2 separate regions of the Homo sapiens genome follow, and region 2 is linked to region 1. A link is a contact called in ENCODE Hi-C data. All regions are on one chromosome and are shown on one strand. Each heading gives the region's core, a stretch centred on a gene start or an enhancer-like site at or near the end of the contact. The rest is flanking DNA. Distances are from core to core; before and after follow the strand shown.

Region 1 (6,678 bases), core at 1,615-4,114:
TTCTCTAAACAATGAACTGCCCTTTTATTTCCCCCTCCACAAGAATATCCTATCATTTTGCTGTGCCTTAATTAAGTCTATATTATAAATTTTAAATAATATTGCTCTTTTGGTTTTATATAGTCAAAATTTATTTGAACATAGAATATTTATCTTTAACTTTTCACCTGCATGAACAATACATTCTAGTATTTCCTTCAGTATAATTATGCTGGTTACAAATTTTCTCTCTCTCCTTCTCCTTCTTATCCTCTCTCTCTTCTCTTTCCTCTCTCTTTTGGCTTTCAAATGTATACATATTACCTTAATTACAAAAGGGTATTATTATAGGTAGTAATATTTTTTTAGTACATGGCAGACTGCATTCAGTATACAGCATTTGCAGCATTAGAATTATTTATCTTTTTGTTTCTGGCTTTAAAAATATCTCCTATTTGCCTTTGCTTTCTGCAGAAATAGCAGTGGTAGATTTACATGTTTCATGCTGCTTAGAGTTTTGTGGATTTCTTATATTTTTATTGTTTTCATTTATTTCATTAGTATAGAAACATTCTTAACCTCTATCTGTTCATTAACTATAAATTTTTCTACATTCTGTATTTTTCTTCTGGTAATCCAGACATTAGATTTCTCTTACTATCCCCTGTATCTTTGATTTGTCAAAAATATACACTTATTTTTCACAACATGATAGCTGCAGTCTGTTCCAATTGCCTGAAATTATCCCCACAAGCATTTTGTGCAGATGACTGATTCAAAAGTTCAGAAATCAGTTCAAATATCAGTGCTTTAGAAAAAATGTCTCCCTATTACATCTGTTGACTTACCCAATCTCACCATAACTCTATTTTCTCCATTTCCTCATTTACTATTTTTTGTGTGTTTTTGCTCACTTTTAAACCTGAATAAACTCTATAACTCCAAGGAGCTTATTTGTTTAATTTATGATAGCTATGCCATCTATAAAATTGAAGACCAAATGTACTTAATAAATATCATTTAAATTAATAAATAAAAGCATGAGGTAATAGTTATAACTACATCATAAGATTGTTAGAATTACATAACATAATGCTCATGCTTTATGAGCATACTAATGCTTATTAGTACCATGCATGGCATCAAGCAAGGTTTCTATTTTGACCATCACCATTATCATATTACTTATACACACAGTAAGATAAAATACTATTCAATGAACTTGGGATCACAACCAAATTAATCTTCCAATTTTGGCGTTCTATGATATTCTTAGAAATGAATATCACTAACAAGTTAATTCCAATCTCATATCTATTTAAGAAGACAACATACGGAACTGCAACTGCTTTAACAAGTTCTATCTCTACACTGCCAAGAGCTTTTACTTTCCACTCATACGATATTCTATGGTCAGCTCAATCACCTGTTCCCTTGTATTCCTTCTTTTAATATTAGAAGATTATGATTCTTAAGTATGATTTTTATGATAAAATTTTAACCGCAATTTTTGAAATAACAATAATAAACTTTGAAATCTTAAAATTTCATTTTAACTCAGAATCCATAAAGAAATTACCTTCTCATATAAACTGAAAATTGTATGAAGCAAAATTTAAGTTGGTATTAAATTAATATTGTTTTACATTGGCTATCTTCCAGGGAATAGAGTTGGAGTACAATAAAGATGCAAGGAAAGCACATACTTCTTAGCTCTGCAAGTTATTAATAGGTCCAAATACAAGCAATGAACACATCATATTGAAACAAATCAGTTGGCAGTGGGATTTATCAGTTCACTAGGCATTTGAAGCCTGTTTAGTGATAATGAAATATCTTAAAACAAATTCTAAAAATTGTAATTTGTAGCAATATTTGTAATTTCTGTATTATGATCATGCTATATCCATTTCCAAATATCTTATCAACAGCCATTTTATACCTTAAATGAATAGTGATATGTCACATTTGATCTCTGACAATTTTGTTTACCACTATTATCACCACATCATTTTTATGGTAAGATAGCAGTGCTAGGAAATTCCATTTATGACAATTTGTACATTTTCATGAGATATCCTGAGCATCACATGCAGAGGACAGTCATATATTCACTCACCTTAGTGTGAGTGACCATGAGAATTGACTTTTCATGTGTGTAATACGTGCACATTACATGTTATTGAAATCTAAGAGAATATTATTTTAATAGAATAGTTAAAAAGTAATGCTGTATTCATAAGCAATAACTTGACTTTTACATATATATGTAGAAAATTCTCTCCACTCAGGAAATCACATTAAAATAAACTGAAACCATTTTTCTTATTTCAGTGGTCCATTTTGTGAAACAGATTTCAGTGAGAACAAAATAATTGAAACCTGTTGTTTCAATAACTCTTCCAACAAACTTAATAAAATTAATCCGTTGTACATCCAGACACAAACTGTCAGACTAAAAACTATAATCTGATGTAATTGAAACCTATTCTATTTGCCAAGTGTTTAAAAGGTATTTCCATATATCTCTTCCCTAAATTTTTATGAGGTGTCCGAAAGGACACGTTACTATTTGTAATATTTTTCTGGGCTCCGGATATGGCCAATTTTAAAAATGATGTGTTTGTTTTAGTTTCACTTTAAAGTGTTGTAAGATGTTAACCTCAGAGCTCAACCAACAGACCAGAATAATAGTAAAAAAATAAAATAAAAATTCTCACCTCTTTATATTCAAAGCTTTTGAAATCCTTGATCCTCCATGTCAGCTTGTGCAGCTTCTCAAAAGAGTTTCTCATGTTTTTCCTGCCCTTAACCTCCTAAATTGGGAAGGACATAGCTGTGAACTGGCAAGTTCATTTTCCATTCATCTAAACCTACAGTCACTTCCTACATCTACGACTTCCTTCCGGCGTCTTTCTCTGGGGCTCTTGCTCTCAGACTCGCCCTTTTGCTTTGAGGACTGGATTTACTTCTTTTAAGGGGTTATTTACTATTGTCCCAAATATACACATTTCTCCTAAGAACTTAGCTTTTTGAGAGTTTTCAGTTTTTTCTGATTGCCCATTTGTAGATCTAGTTCTGCACATTAATAAGATGCATAATTTGTGCCTCTCTGAAAGTGAGATTTTTTTTGTAGGTACCCAAGAATGTGGCATTTGCTTTACTCACTAAATATTCCAGTTAGTATTTCTAGTGATGGTATTCCCAGGGGTTATTCTAAAACACTTAAAAAAATGCCTCATTACATCTAACCATTAAAGGGAAATTTTACATGCCAAATACTTTCTGACTTTTGCCAACTTTAATCGATCAAATATTGGGAGTGTTAAATAATTCTTTAAATTTTAATTAAAGTGTGCTTTACTGAAGTATAGTATTTCTGACTTTAGTTGAAACCAGAGTACATTGTTTCCCTATAATTTTTTTACTTGGCCATCTTTATGAAAATTGCAATATAACATAGTAAAGATCTTTAAGGATTAAAAGTTTTAGGTAAAATAAGAGTACTTTTCTATTGATAAATCTTGGTCACAAACATGAAGTGTAATAAGTAATCTTTGCCAATGTTGTTCTTTTAAATTCTGACTCCCTTTTTCACGAATGTGCTATAATAGCCCTATAGTAAACATTCTTGTTGTCCCCTCAATTTTAAAAATATAAGATGATCCATAGGCTCTTTCTCATTACAAATTAATAGTACCTTTCTCATAGAACCGTTGCTTAATAGTCATTATTTTTGAACTGAGTGAATGTTTCCATGTAGTACTTCTTTTTTTCTTCTCAAACTAAGGGTCTTCAAGATGTTCATAAAAAATTGTTATCATAAAACTTATGTATCAATTTTAAACATTTTTTGTACCAAAATAAACTTATATTAACTTGTTGCAACTTTTCTTCTCTTTTCTTTTTTTTTTTTTTTTTTTTTTTTTTTTTTGAGACGGCGTGGAGTCTCACTCTGTCGCCCTGAATGGAGTGCAGTGGGGTGATCTCGGCTCACTGCAACCTCCGCCTCCCAGGTTCAAGGAATTGTCCTGCCTCAGCCTCCCAAGTAGCTAGGATTACAGGCGCCTGCCACCACGCCCAGCTAATTTTTTGTATTTTAGTAGAGACGGAGTTTCAGCGTGTTGCCCAAGCTGGTCTCAAACTCCTGAGCTCTGACCATCTGCCCGCCTCGGCCTCCCAAAGTGCTGGGATTACAGGCATGAGCCACCACACCCAGCCTGTTGCAACTTTTCCTAACTTGTCTAAATATGATCTAGTTTGAGGCACCAAGGAGAGGACACTGGTTTGACAAAAGCCCTATCAGAGCAACATGAAATCTGTGAAAATTGAAGAAAGAACAAACATCAAATTTATGGTAATCATTAAGTGGAAGAATGATCACATGATTAATACCTTATAAAAAGTTTATGGGTAATGTCCATCACAGTTTCCCTTTCATAAATTGGTACATTTGATGTCTTCATATTTTATGTAGGATTTTACTTGCATTCATTAATAAAATTGGCTTGTAATTCTCCTGAATTGTAATGTCCCCATAAAGTTAATTCCAAAGTTATAAAAGTCTCATAAAGTGAGTGGGAAATTTTCCCATATTTTCTATTCTGTGGAAGAAAAAAAGAGAAAACTTTATAGAAACAATGCCCCCAATAAATCAGCAGTTTACAACAGATAGCTAACTTTAAGAAGGGATGAGATAATGTTGAAGATGAAGCTTGCAGTGGCAGAACATCCACACCAATTTGCAAGGAAAAAAATTAATCCTGTTTCTGCCCTAATTGAAGCAGACAGAAGACCAATAACAGAAACAATAGCCAACAACATACATATCTCAACTTGTTCAGCTTCCATAATTCTGACTGAAAAATTGAAGTTGAGAACATTTTCTACTTGATAGGTGCCAAAATAATTGCACCGAGATCAGCGGCAGACCAGAGAAGAGCTTTCAGTGGAAATTTTAAACCAAATGGGATCAAGATCTTGAAGCAATTATTTTAAACATATAACAAGAGATGAAACAAAGCTTCACCAGTACAATCCTAAAGACAAAGTACAATCAAAACAATGGCTACCAAGAGGTAGAAGTGGTCCAGTCAAAGCAAAAACAGACTGGTCAAGAGCAAAGGTCATTGCAACAGGTTTTTAGAATGCTCAAGGCATTTTACTTTCTGAGTTTCTGGAGGGCCAAGGATAATAACATCTGCTTATTATAAGAGTGTTTTGAGAAAGTTAGCTAAAGCGTTAGCAGAGAAACACTCAACAAAGCTTCACTACCATGACAATGTTCCTGCTCATTCTTCTCCTAAAACAAAAACAATATTGTGAGAATTTCAATGAGAAATTATTAGCCATCCACTTTCCAGTCCTGATTTGGTGCCTTCTGGCAATTTCTGGGTTTCCTAACTTTTAAAATTATGTAAAGAACAGCCATTTATTTATGTAATAATATAAAAACAGACTGCATTGACATGGTTAAATTCCAAGGACTCTCATTCCTTTATGGAGGGACTAAATGTTTGGAGTCACTTATAAAAGTGTTTTGAACTTAATGGAGTGTCTGTTGAGAAATAAAGTTTGTATTTTTTATTTTTATATTTTAATTCAATTTTTCCATGAATTTTTGAAGTCTCATTATAGCTTCACGTTTAAATTGGGATGTGGAAGTTGACTCCAGGCTTTTGATTATTTATGATTCTTATTAATTTTTAAAAATTATTATTACTTAGGTGATGGCTCAGTTTTTCACACAGTTATGGTTGTTACCCCTCCTGTGAAGGCATTTGAATTTGTTAAAAACAAAGTATGAATTTAAAAGCATGAATTATTTTAAAAAGTCTGTGATCTCTAGACATCTGGCCTTGTATATTTTATTATTTCTTTGTGAATATAACATTGCTTTAAACTCTTACTCTCAAATTCTCGGCACATCACTGCATCCTCAGGACATCCTCTATCATGATTCTGCCAAGGTCAAATAGTTAGTAATTCACAATATCCATAGCTCAAATTCATTAAGCTCTCACTATGCTTCAGAGAATGTTGTTTCAGAGCATTTTACATAAACTTCACATGCATCATCGTTAGCATCCTTACACTGGCTAAAATTTTTTATAAACACAATTGCTCACTACATGAAGCATTCCCTTTATATTCTTTTAAAACAGAAACTAAAACTTTCAAAGTTTGTGTAACTTACCTAATGTTATATGGCTTTGAAATTTCAGAAAATGATGGAACTTTTTTGAGCACTATATTATACTGCCATATTTCACTTATTATTATTTTAATTTATGACACTTCTTCATTACCAGTTATACAAGTTGGAATGTAACATTCATATCTGAAACTTTTTTTAAAAAAAGTTGAGGAGTTTATTAGGGAAACATGAGAGGCATAGACACTCCAAGTGACAGAAAGAAAAGTCTGAAAATGTCCCTTCAAGCCAAGTGGGGGCCTGGCCTCGACCTCCCCAAATCAACAGGGCAACTTTTTTTATCATCATCTCTTCATATATGTGAGTACGAGATCCACTGGGGTAAGACAGATTCTGGTTTGACTTACAGCTGAATCTCAGACACCCTGTACAGTGCCTGACATGTAGAAGTGGATGAATCATTTGTGGAAGAAAATGAGGAAGGCGTAAAGGAAGAAAGAAAAGAGAAAGGAAGGGGGAGATGATTAAAAAAGAAAGGTGAAAAG
Region 2 (6,678 bases), core at 3,076-5,575, 1.3 Mb before region 1:
TCTCCCTTCCCACTTTAGAAAGGGCTATAACTCTCCTAAGTTCTCAATATCTCCAACTATGGGGTAGCTGGTTTTCTGACAAATAGCTGGCACCCAAATCTAGACTGCCTGATACAAAATGATCTAATTTTTCCCACGTAATTAAGGTTGCTCTCAGGCTTGCCCTTTAAGGACGAACAATAAAAGGGTAAGGTTCTCCACTGGGATGGACGCATGCATATGGAGCAGACTGCGCAGGCTCCGTTCACAAGCACATCTAGCCGACTGCGCAGATTCTGTTCACGTGCATATCTAGCAGAATGCGCAGGCTCCAGCAGGCTTTTTTGGGGATGATGAAGAAATGAAGACCCTCTGTTTTTGGTTTTTTTTTTTCTTGCTGATGCTGGTCTAATAAGCCTTCCTTTTCTCCAATAAAGCCTATTCCTTAACTGGTGCTATGTGTAAAATTGTGGAATTCATCCTGAGGGCTGAAGAAAACAGGTGGAAACCGAGTAGGGATCTACCTTGAAGGACAACATAAGCTTCCAGGGCAAGAATATGTGTTCACAAATATATACAAAGTACTCTGAAGAGTACTACCTTCAGCAGGCACTCCACCAATATGTGTTGAATAAATGAATAAGAACTATTTCACACCATATAAAATGAACTACACATGCCTTAAAGGATTAAACATACAAGGCAAAACTATGAAACAGAAGAAAATGGTGGGGACATTTTTGTGGTCTCAGGATAGAAAAAGATTTCTTAAATAAAATTCCAAGAACATAACCGTAAGGAGAAAAATCTGATTACATAAAAATCAAGATTTATGTTCAACAGACAGGCTACAGAATGGAAAGATGTTTCCAATACCCAAAAGTGACGATGGAATAGACAATGGCCTGGAATTTGATAACCAAAAAAAGGGACAAATTAGAAAAGTAGTTAAAGCATAGGAAAAGGATATTCACATAACGGGAAACCAAAATAACTCAGGATACAAAGAAATGCCCAAATTCAAATCATTCAAAAGTTCAATTTAAAACAAGAAACTACCACTTTATACCATGTGTGTGTTGGGGGCAGGGGGCGGCGGCGGCGGCAAATGTCAGAAAATTAAATAACGAGAGCAGTTAGCAGGGACATAAGATTCCCCTATCTCTGGAGATGTGGTGTACACACAGGTGTAGACATTCTGGAGAAAAGTATATCAAGCATACTCATACCTATAACCCAGCAATTTCATCCCTAACTAAGCATTCCAGAAAAATTCTCAAATTGGTTAACAGGATTGATTGACAATGTTCAGGGCAGCTTTATTGGTGACAGCTGGTGCCAATCCAAGTGTCTATTTTAAGAAAGTATTAATCAAAGAAAATGTGGAGAAAGTATACACTATGGAATTTCAGTATTGGTTAAAAGGAAATAATGTCCACACAAAATAGATATATTATAAAAAACTGTTGTCTACAGAAAAAAGTGAGAATCAGGTTTATAGCAGAATAGCACTTAAAAAAAATCACTTATTTTCAGGGCTTATAAAGAGGTCCACTCCCATCTCCACAACCAATTTTTTTAAAATTAGAAAACATAAATTTTCTGGAAACTTTGGCAAGATAGAAAAAAAAGCATTATGATGTAGCCAGAGGCTGAGAAGTGGCCCTAATGGCGTATCAGCAGGGACACCTGGGGCTCCCCTAACATAAACACTAAAATAGGAAGTTGCTACAAAGAAATTTATCCTATGATCTTTCAAAAAATTTATAGACCAATCCCTAGAAAGTGCCAAATAGAGAAAAAACAAAACAAAACAAAAACCCATGCCCTTTTGGAGAAAAAAAAAATTACTCAGTTTCTTAAATGATCTGTCAAAAAATATTACTCAGTCTCTTAAATCTTTCTTTCTCTCCTGGTTCTCTATGCTTAGTCCAGAGAAGCAAAACAGAGATTTGAGAAATAGTCCAAATCTTTCATATCAGTTTTTGAGTGAGTCTTATCTCTTTTTCTGAAACCAATTCCTCAGGCTTCTATGTCAATACTTAGGAAAACTGAGAGAAAATTACTTGCAGTTTCTCCGTCTAAGGGCTGCCCCCGCCAGAACTGCACAGAACAATTTCATATACTTTGACACTCTGGTTCTGCTGGATTAAATCCAACCTGGGGTTCGGAATGTTTCACAAGATGGGATACAAACTAAACTTGAATTTAACGAAAAATTCTGGGAACGGCTAGTGTCTTTTAAAATACAGATAGGTGTAACATTCCCTTTTGAAACTACAGATAAATTTGAGAATTGTCCTTCATTGGAGAGCATTATTACAGAGCTTAGAACATTTTGTTCCCAATATATTATAAGTGGAGTGTGGGGGTACCTGCGAGATTAACTGCACATTTTCCTAAGTTATCAAATGCTTTTCTGTGTCTGAGGAAATTAAAAGACATTTTTATTTTCAAAAATAAAGGTAGCAGTTAAGAAAAAGCAAAGCATACATATCTATGTAATATAAAAAGAGAAAGCACATACAGTGAAAGATTAACAGTTGGGACCCTCAGGTGAAGGGTATCTGCGTGTTCACTGCATGATTTTTTCCCCAATTCTTCTGTAGGTTTGGAGTTTTATATATAAAGAGTTGAGGGAAGGCTAAAGTCAACAGTTTTAATTTAGTACTCGGTCTGATGATTTGCTTCAACCTAACATCTAGCTCATGATTTAATTACTTCATTACTATACATGCCTCATGACAGATGCTCTTGTATACACAATTCAGGTAAAATTGACTTGAAGTCCACTCAGCGTCACTGTATGTCTAAAAATAAAGAAGCTTGGAAAGCCTGGATGGAACCCTGAGAGACAGGCTAGTCCCTCAAGCAGTTGCTAAAGAGTTGAGCGGTTTCTTCTGAAGTTCAAGATAACACTACCGAAGAATGTTATCACCGCCTCGTTCTACAATTCGCTCAAGTGAATCCTGCTAAATCTTTGCTCTTCTCACGAGTCAGACCTACTGCTATTAGTGGAAACTACTTATGAAATGAATTTTATTTCTAAATTTCTAATCATCTTGCAATGCAATATTAGGCATTGTCCTCTCGGTCCGCTAACCTGATCAAACTGGGGTCCCTAAATCCAAACACGCACATACAGCGTGTCTTCTAGTACACAAAAAAATTTCCAAGTAGACAACCCATTGTTATCTCCTTGGTTTACTTCCTTGCTTAAAAACAAAAAAACAAACCCAGATGGCTACCATATACGCTGATAAATGATTCTGGTGTGTGTTGTTCTATAAAGAGAGCGGATTTGAAATGAGTGAATCGCTGAGTCCCGCGATGAGACAGGGTCTGCATTTTGCTCTTAAAATCTCGGGGGCGTCAGGACCACATCCCAGCTGAGCAGGCTGAGACTGCTGAGGAGTGCGGACGGGCGAGGAGGGGACGCGGAAAGGAGGGAGCGGCGACAGGCGACCCGTCCGGCACGGGTCCCGGCGGTGCCCGGTCCCCCCGGGCTCCAGGCCGCTCGCCCCCCGCCCCTCCCCTTCGCTCCCCGCACAGCTCTCCCGCCCCTCCCCACCCGGCTCCCTCAAGTCTCCACGAACGGAAATGGGAGTCACAGCGCCGGGGACCAGCGGAAACAAAACACAGAGGCGGCCGCGGGGGGGCCCTTGTGGGGGAAAAGGCCCCGGAACGAGGCCGGCCCGCGAGGGCCCGCGCTCCCCTCCTCCCCGGCGGCCGCACTCACCCACTCCGGAATCGGCCCTGTCGCCCCCGCCCGCACTCCAGAGCCGGCTGAGAACGGCAGCGGCGAGGGCTCCACGTGCAGCGTCTCTCCGGGTAAGACCTGCAGCTCCCGCGACTAGAAGTGTGAGGTCCCAGGGCCCTTCCCGCGGAATCGGCGCTGAGAAGCCCCAACCCCCCTCCCGCCTCCCAGGCACCTTCGGGTCCAGGACTACAACTCCCGGCAGGGTGCGCAAAACGACCGCCCAAGGCAACGGAGGCTCACGAGGTACAAGGAAGCACAACGCCCCAATCCGCTTTGTTTTACACAGTCTCACTTTCCCTGCACCTTTATACACTTCGATAACCCTAACGAACAGGACGCTGACTCGGAGGGGAGCTTGAACTAGGGGAAAGGCCACTCAAAGAGCGCATGCGTACAGAGCAAGGTTTCAAGGAGGGGAAAAAGAACGGGTCAAATTAGGCGAAGAAAAGATGGCGGAGGCTGTGCCAGGGGACCCGGAAGCACTTACCCTCCACTTCCTCCTCCTGTTTGGCTTCTGTCTCACCTAGACCCGTCCGGTCGCAGACTGTCTCCGAGACGCTTCCTGTCCGGTGAGCGTCGACCGACTGAAACGGCGGCCCATAATGCATTGCGATGGCGGGTAGGCGTGTGGGGGCGGAGCCAGGGCCGGAAGTAGAGCGGAGGTGGTGGCGGCGGAGGCTTTGGCAGCTCGGGACTGAGTGCAAGGTGACTGGGAGGGTAGCTAGATCAGCGTGGCCTTTTGGGACTCCAGTTCTGGGTTTTTTCACGAGGCCTGGGCTGCCTCTCACCTTTACTAGGAGGAGAGAGCAGCTCTGTGTCCTGGGGACCTTCACGGCCTGGCCCGGGGTCACAGCTGACCTCTACGTTTGTAGACCTTGGAGTTTGCCGTAGACCCAGAAATAAGATCGATACCCTCTCTGAGGGCAAATCGGGGCGGCGCGGGGGGCAGGGAGGCCCGGGGGTCTCGGGCCCGCAGCCTGGCTGGGGCAACCCAAGGTCAGGCGCGCGGGAGAGATTTTCGGCCAGGCCTACCCGCCCCGGGCGCACGGGAGCGTCTAGGCTACTTAGGCAGAACGTGTACCATTAAGAGGGAAAAAATTAGTCATAATATTGAAAGTTTGCATCCCACCTAAAAACGATGGTGCTAACACTTCATTAGGCGACTTTATGGATTGTTCATAGGAATATGCACTGAAGAGGCAGCGAACCTACTAACCTTTGGCCGGTCAGTCATCACTATAAATAGAACCATGCTCCCACCCAGAACAAGGCCTCTGCTCAGACTAGTGTTTTCTTACTGTTGCCTTCCCCAGTCTTTCTGATCATGTCAGACGCTATCATATGCTCTCGTGGCACCCGATGGTACTGGAATAGAGAATTTATGTCAGGTGGTATTTCACAGCTATTTGTGTAATGACTATCTTCTGCGTTTTAGTGGACAATATGCATTCACTAATCAGTGAAAAAAAATGAAAGGGATTAAAGGAGAAGGAACAAGTTTTGATATGGGATTATGTGTTCGTTTTTTGGATGAGTTCGTAGGACTTATAAGGGAGATGAGAACTGTTGAATGCTGTGGATAGATTTGGGGCTCAGGATGAATACTAAAATTAGAAATGCGATTGGGGAATCATAGGCACTTACATGGTGGATAATTGAAACAATGAAAGTGGATTTTACCCGTGTTGCAGAAGGAGTAACATCTATGCAGTCAGACTTAGAGCAAATTAACTGTGAGAATACGTGCAGCTTAATCTTTCTTAGATACAGTTTTATCATCTGTAAAGCAGGGATAAGAACACTTTAACTCTTTGAGAGTATTGCTGTAAGGGTACAAGGAAAGGATATATATGGAAGTACTTTGCACAGTATCTAGGGCTAAGCAAATGTCGGGTGAACCTATTGCTGAATGTTAAGCATGTCCTTAGTTTGCCAGAAGGGAAAGTGGCATTGAATTGCACAATTTTTTTTTTTGCATATATGTGTTAAGTTAGATTTTGCTGTGTAACTTTGACCAGATACTTTTTTTTTGAGACAGAGTCTCGCTCTGTCGCCCAGGCTGGATTGCAGTGGCACGATCTCTGCTCACTCCAAGCTCCACTTTCCAGGTTTACGCCCTTCTGCCTCAGCCTCCGGAGTAGCTGGGACTACAGGTGCCCGCCACCACGCCTGGCTAATTTTTTGTATTTTTCAGTAGAGACCGGGTTTCACCGTGTTAGCCAGGATGGTCTCGATCTCCTGACCTCGTGATCTGCCCGCCTCGGCCTCCCAAAGTGCTGGGATTACAAGCGTGAGCCACCGCGCCCGACCACTTTGACCAGATACTTCTAATCCTCAGTTTCTGTGTGTTTAAACATAGGAATGATAATAAGTGGCACATGACCTTGTGAGGTCATTTGTTGTTTGCTTGTAGCCTTTTCTCAAGTATTTTTCCCTGATGGGGTATAAAAGTGATATGTTATGAATTCTTTAATTTCTTCAAACAGTTTGCTTTCATTCTGTCAGGTGAAGCATATTTTGTTGATTGCATTGATAGTAGGATTTCTTTTTTTTTTTTTTTTTTTTTTTTTTTGAGACAGAGTTTCACTCTTGTTGCCCAGGGTGGAGGAGTGCAGTGGCGCGATCTCGGCTCACCGCAACCTCCGCCTCCTGGGTTCAAGGAATCTCCTGCCTCAGCCTCCTGAGTAGCTGGGATTACAGGCATGTGCCACCACTCCCGGCTAATTTTGTATTTTTGGTAGAGACGGGGTTTCTCCATGTTGGTCAGGCTGATCTTGAATCCCTACCTCAGGTGATCCACCCACCTTGGCCTCCCAAAGTGCTGGGATTACAACAAAGTGCTGGGATTACAGGCGTGAGCCATCACGCCCGGCCTGATTGTAGGATTTCTTTCTTTCTTTTTTTTTTTTTTTGAGACAGGGTTTCACTCTGTAACACAG

What was found. Hi-C counts contacts between places; a loop is a spot of excess contacts on that map. Pooled maps may share reads with other maps.
Region 2: a pooled map shows a loop between it and region 1 (14-fold over the local background). The contact joins the promoter of GABPA here to the promoter of LINC01684 in region 1. A Hi-C loop is called at or near these places in 3 of 37 single-sample maps with no recorded cell type and 6 of 50 pooled maps.

The regions. Positions count from the first base shown.
Region 1 is chr21:24,424,926-24,431,603 of GRCh38, reverse strand. It overlaps LINC01684 (long intergenic non-protein coding RNA 1684), which reads right to left and starts at 2,864. Exons shown (of 3, transcript NR_135519.1): 1 at 2,700-2,864.
Region 2 is chr21:25,732,619-25,739,296 of GRCh38, reverse strand. It overlaps GABPA (GA binding protein transcription factor subunit alpha), which reads right to left and starts at 4,325. Exons shown (of 10, transcript NM_002040.4): 1 at 3,719-4,325. ATP5PF (ATP synthase peripheral stalk subunit F6) reads left to right here and starts at 4,393. Exons shown (of 4, transcript NM_001003703.2): 1 at 4,393-4,444. RefSeq lists silencers at 3,332-3,541, 3,602-3,741, 4,682-4,781 and enhancers at 4,242-4,361, 4,382-4,491, 3,918-4,573, 4,892-4,971, 6,264-6,678.